Regions from separate parts of the Homo sapiens genome. Here region 1 is linked to region 2. The links are chromatin loops, found by intact Hi-C in ENCODE. Cell type or tissue: endothelial cell of umbilical vein. All regions are shown on one strand. Region 1 overlaps AHI1 (Abelson helper integration site 1). Region 2 overlaps AHI1 (Abelson helper integration site 1).

Evidence for each region. A loop is a pair of places that touch in the nucleus more often than their neighbours do. Peaks named below come from ENCODE experiments on the same cell type or tissue, not always from the same donor. Only the 100,000 strongest peaks of a DNase experiment are listed, where the experiment ranks them.
Region 1: a loop joins it to region 2, with 2.0 times the contacts of the local background. A loop is called at or near these places in 1 of 110 quality-filtered maps.

The regions. Positions count from the first base shown.
Region 1 is chr6:135,403,251-135,407,250 of GRCh38, forward strand. It overlaps AHI1 (Abelson helper integration site 1), which reads right to left. Exons shown (of 29, transcript NM_001134831.2): 22 at 1,701-1,727. Among named protein-coding and RNA genes, the nearest start is that of AHI1, 92 kb to the right of the region's middle. In endothelial cell of umbilical vein, no CTCF peak of the experiment used is centred here; no DNase peak of the experiment used is centred here.
Region 2 is chr6:135,290,380-135,294,379 of GRCh38, forward strand. AHI1 (Abelson helper integration site 1) reads right to left here. Exons shown (of 29, transcript NM_001134831.2): 28 at 44-146. Among named protein-coding and RNA genes, the nearest start is that of MIR548A2, 53 kb to the left of the region's middle. In endothelial cell of umbilical vein, no CTCF peak of the experiment used is centred here; a DNase peak (open chromatin) is centred at 1,532.

The DNA.
Region 1 (4,000 bases), 110 kb after region 2:
ACTTTGTGAATATGGTAAAAACCAGTGAACTGTATATTTTAAAAGAGTGGGCATTACGGTATATAAATTATAGCTCAATAAAACTATTATAAAAAAAGAATAACTGAAGATACTAGTAAGGTTAATTTTTCCAGACACTGATTCATTTCCAAATTAATCATTTTTTCAATGAGTATTTATTCTACCTTTATTAAATACTAGGGATATGAAGATGAATGGCATGATCCTTCACCCTTGGGGAGTTTCCAGATTAGTAGAGGCTGTTCTCCATAAAGCCTTGCTCAATCTGTGCAGGACACTTTATTCTCTGGACATTCAGACAGCATTCCAAAAGAAGAGTATGCAGTACATTTGTTAAATAAAGAGAAATAGCTTTGAATTGCTAGTCAGAAAATAAATTGTATTTTTGCCTCTGATTTTATACACAATGAGTACTTCAGAAGGTTTAGTAATCTTGGAGCTACAATCATTACACCAATCATTGCTATCAGGAACGTTTCCTGAACATCTGCAGTACAAGTCAGAATATAGCTTGTTCTCTTTTCCCCCCTCGTCTTCCTTCCCCTTGTCTATATTCCATATCCTGTTGACTTGTGATAATTAGGTATAAAAGTGATGGGTTCTGTGACTGATGCTGGACAGCTCAGTGATGGGGTAAGTCTTGTATTTTCTGACATGTTCCTCCCTCCCTAACATGCCCCATCAGGAAAGCGACAATAGCCTATTGCATTCCAAGTGCCTACTACCAAATGGTAGTAGGTGCCCACTGAATTAAAAAAAAAAAAAAATTCCATTGCACTGACATTATATGAAGCAGTCTCTAAATATACTAACATTCTAATTCTTTCCTTCTGGATGTTTTACCTTCTCTTTGTGATATGTAATTATATTTGTTAAATGAATAGACGTCTAATTATTCAACTGAATTTTGGGAGTGGACAGAAGAGGGAAGGATGAACTCATGTTGCCATTCCAACTCCTTATTTTCCCAACACCTAAATTAAAAGTTACACATAAAATAACCTTGCTTGTAAAAGAGGAAAGCTGCTGTGTTGAAAGCATATAAGATACAATTTAGTTGAAATTGTTTACTAATCGAGAGCCTTTTTGTACACTACCATTTTTAGACTAACTTGGGACCTTGGGCAAATCACTCAACCTGAATAAACTTCAGTCTCCTCCTTTCTAAAATTGGAATAACAATTATATCTAATCCATCTCTCAGGATTATTATACAGTATAGTTAAATGAGAAAAGAAATGTGAAAGACTTATAAATGAAGGAGAGCATTATCAGTACAATAAATCATTTATGTACAGCTTGCATGCATTTCAATGCTTATACAGTTTACTCAGCATATACCTACTGGAACTATATTGACCGGTGTCTTATACAAATTAAATATCATATAAAATTTTTCTCAGAGAATGACATGACCTTGTTGATCCTTTACTGAAAGTATCTCCATCACTTAGTATTCTTAAATCTTTAAAAATGTGAAGCTACTTGCTAAATGATCACCCTTACTAAATTATCAGCTTCCAGTATTGTAATTCTGTGATAAAGCTGAGCTCCAATAATGAAAGTACACATCAGATTAACTCTTATAAAGGTTCCAAACTCTATGAATGGTGCATTCCAGTTCTTTGGAGCATCACTATACCTTTGAAGTTATCTTCCTGGTAATAAAAACTACTTACTTTTGCAGCACAGGAACGTATCACCTCCTAAAAGAAATACAATAAAATAAGGAAGTATTCATAATTTCATTAAATATTGACTGTTTGCAAAACACTCAGATGTTTATCTTCTAATAACCTAAATCAGCATTTGGAAGTTTCTTTATCCATTATCCTGCCGTTGTCACTCTGCATTGTTTCCAATGAAAGAGACTTAATGACATGTTCAAGGTAAATCTAACTTGCCCAAACAAATGGCACTGTGAAACTCCCGAGGGCTCACAGGTTATCTGCCTCAAGAAAAACTTGCTCTTCAATCAATAGAATAAAATTCTATACTAGAACACTAACAGGTGTAAAAGACACATGCTGAGTTAAATGCAATATATAATTATCTCTATAAATAATAATAGCCATAACTATCATTCCCATATTATTTGTATCAGATGAAATCTAATATTAAATAGTAAATACTACTAAATGATAAAATATATGACTATTATTGAAAGAGCTACAGAAAGGAACTCTGTACAATTCATGGTACACGGCCAAGAAAAGATCATTTTGAAAGAGAAACTAGTAAAAGTCGATGTATTATGGACAATTTGAAAATCTGCTGCTAAGGAGAGAGTAAAAATACTCAAGTCTGGCCGGGTACGGTGGCTCACGCCTTGTAATCCCAGCACTTTGGGAGGCCGAGGCAGGCAGATCACGAGGTCAAGAGATCGAGACCATCCTGGGCCAACGTGGTGAAACCCCATCTCTACTAAAAATACAAAAATCAGCTAGGCGTTGTGGCGCGTACCTGTAGTCCCAGCTACTCGGGAGGCTGAGGCAGGAGAATCACTTGAATCTGGGAGGTGGAGGTTGTAGTGAGCCAAGATTGCGCCACTGCACTCCAGCCTGGGCGACAGAGTGAGACTCCAACTCAAAAAAAAAAAAAAAGAAAAAAAAAAGAAAAAGAAAAAGAAAAAGAAAAAAAAATACTCAAGTCCAGTCCAATTAGGAGTTAGCCAGCATATAGCATCAGCCTAGTACAGTGCTAGTGAAAAATGGTCATAATCAACATGGAGTTTAGGAAAAAAAAGAACTGAAAAAAATAGATACTTCTCAGTTATTGGGAGCATTACCATTTAGTCATAATATAAATCATTTAATTATTTATCAGCATACTTGACTGCATGTTGCTGCCACAGCAATACCTAAAAGCATTCTGCAACCTAGGTAAGACCTCACAGGTGGACAGTACCTTGAGAACATCGGTATATCTCATTCTAAGTTTTTAGATCCAGAAATTTGATTTTATCAGTGCATCCACAGTTGCTCAAAATCTGGAATACCTATTAATTTTTTTATCTATAAATTTCTAAGAGCCAGATACTGTATCTAAAGCGTATCAGTAATTCAGTCACTAAAAGGAGACAGTTAAACTGACTGTGGACATGGGAGTCCAACTACCTGGGCTGAATCCCAGCTCCAGTGCTTACTACTTGTGTGATCTTGGTTATGTGGCTTGATCTCTGTAAGCCTCAAAATCCTCTTCTGGAAAATGGGAATAATACTCAACCCTATAGGATGGTTTGAGAATTAAATACAATAAAATGTAAAGCCTTTAGCACAGTGCCAGAAATATATCAATTATTACTAATAATTAAGCAGATGTTAGTTATCATTAATCAATATATACGGTGGTATCTCCTGTGGGGTAGAGAAAATTAATCTTTTTTCAAAATTGGCATAAAACATTTTCGAACCCATTCAATCCATACTCCTATGGCTCTACTTAGCAATCAACTCTGTGATCATTAGCCTGGGCTTCAGGTTAAATTTAGACAGGATGAGATCTTGAGTGTTCAGGCTGCCAGAATGGTCTACCTTTTATTATATTATAAGGTGTATTTTCATGGATTCTCATTTGTTAATCAACTTTTTGTAGGATTGATTAATCTTAATAGATACTACAGATTCTGAGCAACCCTGGATGCACTGATAAAATCAAATTTCTGGATCTGAAAACTTAGAATGAGATTTACCAACGCTCTCAAGATACCCGTGAAGTCTTACCTGGGTTGCAGAATGCTGTTAGGTATTGCTGTGGCAGCAACATGCAGTCAAGTATGCTAATTATGAAATAATTAAGTGATTTATATTATGACTAAATGGTAATGCTCCCAATAACCGACAATTATCTATTTTTTGTATCTTTTACTCATTAATGCCTAAACACCTATTATATACCTGCTGAACTGAATTTATTATGCAATTCACTCACACATACCCCACAAAAATTACACCCTAAACCTGTACCATAATTTATTAGA
Region 2 (4,000 bases):
CTGTTGACAACATAGCGCAACTTTCTATTGGTTTTCCCCTTACCTCTATTAGAGTGACTTTTCTGCCTGCTTGCTTGTTCTTCCTCATCCGTGTATCCATTATGTGTCCTTGGTCCTCATGGCTCTGTTCTTTTCTCATTTCAGAACTATAGGAGGGAAAGATCAGAAACAAGGAGCCAGTAAAAGAGAGCTGAGCTAAAAGCTCAGATGAGGCTTTGATCTAGGGCCGTGGCAGTGGAAACAAAAATGGGGATAAATGTGAGGATATGACAGAGAAAAACATCCGGCAGAACTAATGAGTATACACGGGGATGAGAGACAAGGAATTGCTTAAAATAACGTTAACAGACAAACCTTTGGCTGGTTGGGCTCCTTCTTAGCCATGATAAAGGGACAAGAATAAAATAAATTTCAAAATCTTAAACAATTATCTGTGGACTTACAGAATAAAATAAATTTCATCTGTCTCAGAAAAATATTAGATGCCTGGGAAAAATCAGAAAGTTCTATCAACTTAGGTGGAAACACACACAAACACACACACACACACACACACACACACAAAAGTATAGGACATTCATTCATGACAAGAAAAGAAATGAAGGAAATTTATATATAAGAAAGCTGTAACATCCTGATCTGTGGAATGAACAATGTAGCTTTCCAAATGATTCAATGGCAATAGCAAAATATAAAACAAATGTTTTGTGGATGAGTGTGTAGTAATGCACTTTATATTAGGAGAAAGAAAACACAAAAACAATGAAAAAAAAAGGAAAACTGAAGAATGGAACAGAGTATCTTCTAAGTTGTCTAGGAATGGTGAGAAACACCACAGAGGAGCTTGAAAAAGATACAAGAATTTCAAAATCAGGTATTAAATAGGACTGAATAGAGATTCTTGTGAACCAAATGATATTTCCCCAAAATTCACATGTTGACACCTGAACTCCTAATGTAACTGCATTTGGAGACAGGGGCTTCTAGGGAGATAACTAAGGTTAAATGGGGTCAGAAGAGTGGGGTTCTAATCTAATAAGACTAGAGTCCTTAGAAGATGGAAAGATGAAACCAGAGCGTGCTCTTTTTGCACAGAGAAGAGGCCATGTGAGGACACAACAAGAAGGCAGCCACCTCCAAGCCAGGAAGAGAGGCCTCACGGGAAACCAATCCTGCTGGCACCTTGATCTTGGGACTTCTAGCCCCCAGAACTGTGTGAAAATAAGTTTCTGTAGTTTAAGCAATGAAGTCTGTGGTATTCTCTGTGGCACCCTGAATAGACTAATGAAGAAATGTGTAAGTAAGTGAAATGAAGTCAGATGACTGAGAATGAAAAGGTCAGAAATTACAAAGAAGAAAGGACAGTAAATTTAGATAGAATGATAAAAGAACAAAGGAAAGGTTAAGCTCTGAAAAAAAGCACTGATAGCACACAATCTTAATCTTTCTGAAGTGTACCCTTTTGGCCTTATTTCCAAGGAATCTATATTCTAGACTGATAAGGTGAATAAGGGAAGCAAGCCAAAGATAATACAGCAGAGACAACGATACAATGGACTGTGGCAAACTGGAGAATGGATGACTCATCTAAAGGAGGCAGTCTATCTCAGCTCATTGATGGATGTCATCAAAGAATGTAGAGCTGTGGTCCAGAACTCTGGATTATTTTCAAGAAGTCAGAAATCTGTATTTCTTTTAGGTGAAATATGTAAATATCTGGGCAGCTAATTACACACACACACACACACACACACATACACAAACACACACACACAAAGACCCCATGGATACTTGCTGGTCTGAGGGTATCCCAGGCACTGCCCTACTTTTGTGCCTTAGCTCCTGACTTCTAGGCCCTATTCTTCTTGTTTACCCCGTCGTGTCTATATGGTCTTAAATTCTGTCTTCATCTTTGGCTTTCTCTGACCACTAAAGCCCACTCTAGGAAGATCAGACTGTAGTGATCCTCTTTCTTCTTTTATCTCTCACAATCTATATACAATCTATCAAAAGGCTACCTTGAAAATACATAGAACATCTAGACCTTTGCTTGTAGCCCAGATAGAGTAGGAGGAACCACATTTACCTCTTGTCTAAAACAACAACAACAAACCTGAACAAAACACATGAAACAACAATTTTCAAGATACTGAGCCACAGACGATGAAGATCTGCAAAAGGTCCCCCTCAAGTATCCAGCAGTGAACTGATGAGTGCACACATCTGGGAAAATCACTTGAGGCCCGGAACAGTGTTTATTCCCACTAGCAATGAACAGAACTGTTCCCGAGGAAGCCCAGACACTGGCCTTACTAGACAAAGACTTAAAATCCGTAATTAAAAATGTGTTCAAAGAACTAAAGGAAATATGTATAAAGAACTAATGTATGAGCAATGTCTCATGAAATAGAGAATATGAATAAAGAAATAGAAATTACACAAGGAGGAAGTAATACTAAATCTACACAAACTATTCTAGAAAATTGAAGAGGTGGGAATACTTCCCAACTTGTTCCATGAAGCCAGCATTATCTCCTCATCAAAATCAGCTTAAGATGTTACAAAAAAATTACAGACCCATATTTCTCATGAACAAAATGCAAGAAGTTCTAAAGGAAATTTTAGCACATCAAATTCAACAAGCACTATCCTTTATAAAAAGGATAACACACCACTAAGTAGGTTTTATCCGAGGAACGCGAAGTTGGTTTAACATTTGAATATCAGTGTAACTCACCATATTAAGAAATTTAAAAACAAAAACCATAGATTACTTAACTAATGCAAAAACATGTTTGAGAAATCAAACATCTATTCCTGACAAAAACTCTTAGGAAAGGGAAACTACCTAATAAAGGGCATTTATAAAAAACCTAGAATAACATCATACTTCATGGTAAAAGATCAAATGCTCCTATTCATTTCCCACATGATCAGGAACAAGACAAGAATGTCTATTCTGACTAGTTTTATTCAACATTGTATTAGAGGTTCTACCCAGTGTTAACAGGGCAAAAAAAAAAAAAGAAAAAAAAAAAAAAAAAAGAAAAAAAGAAAGAAAGAAAAGGCGCCCAGATTGTGAAGAAAGAAAACTGTCTTTTATTTGCACGATTGTCTGTCTACACAGAATATCTCGTGGAATCCACTAAAAGCTATTACAACTAACAAGTGAGTTTAGTAGGTTCGCATAAAACAAGATCAACATACAATAATCAGTAGTATTTCTATAAACTAGCGACAATACCATTTACATATGAAACATGTAGGAATAAATCAACCAAAGACCTATACACTGTATGTCCAAGACCTATACATTGAAAACTAAAAAATGTTACCAAGAGAAATTAAAGAAGTTGTAAATAAATGCAAAGATATATCATGTTAATGACTCAGATGATTGAATATTGTTAAAATGTCAATTCTCTCCAAATTAGTATCTGGATTAAATGCAATATCAATTGGAATATGCTATAGAAATTGATAAGCTAATTCTAAAATTCACGTGGAAATGGAAAGAACCCTAAATATTAAATAGCCAAACCAAATTTGAAAAGGACAAAGTTGGAGGACTAATATTACCTGATTTCAAGACATACTACAAAACTACTCAGTAATTAAAATAATGTGGTAGTAGCATAAAGACAGAGGAATAGAAAAATAATGGGCTGGGTGCCTTGGCTCACACCTGTAATCCCAGCACTTGGGGAGGCTGAGGCGGGTGGATCACTTGAGGCCAGGAGTTTGAGAACAGCCTGGCCAACATAGTGAAACCCCATCTCTACTAAAAATACAATAAATTAGCTGGGTGTGGTGGTGTGCACCTGTAATCCCAGCTACTCAGGAGGCTGAGGCAGGAGAATCACCTGAACCCGGGAGGCGGAGGTTGTAGTGAGCCGAGATCATGCCATTGCACTCCAGCCCGGGTGACAGTGCAAGACTCCATCTCAAAACAAAACAAAACAAAACAAAACAAAACAAAACAAAACACCCAACATTAGCT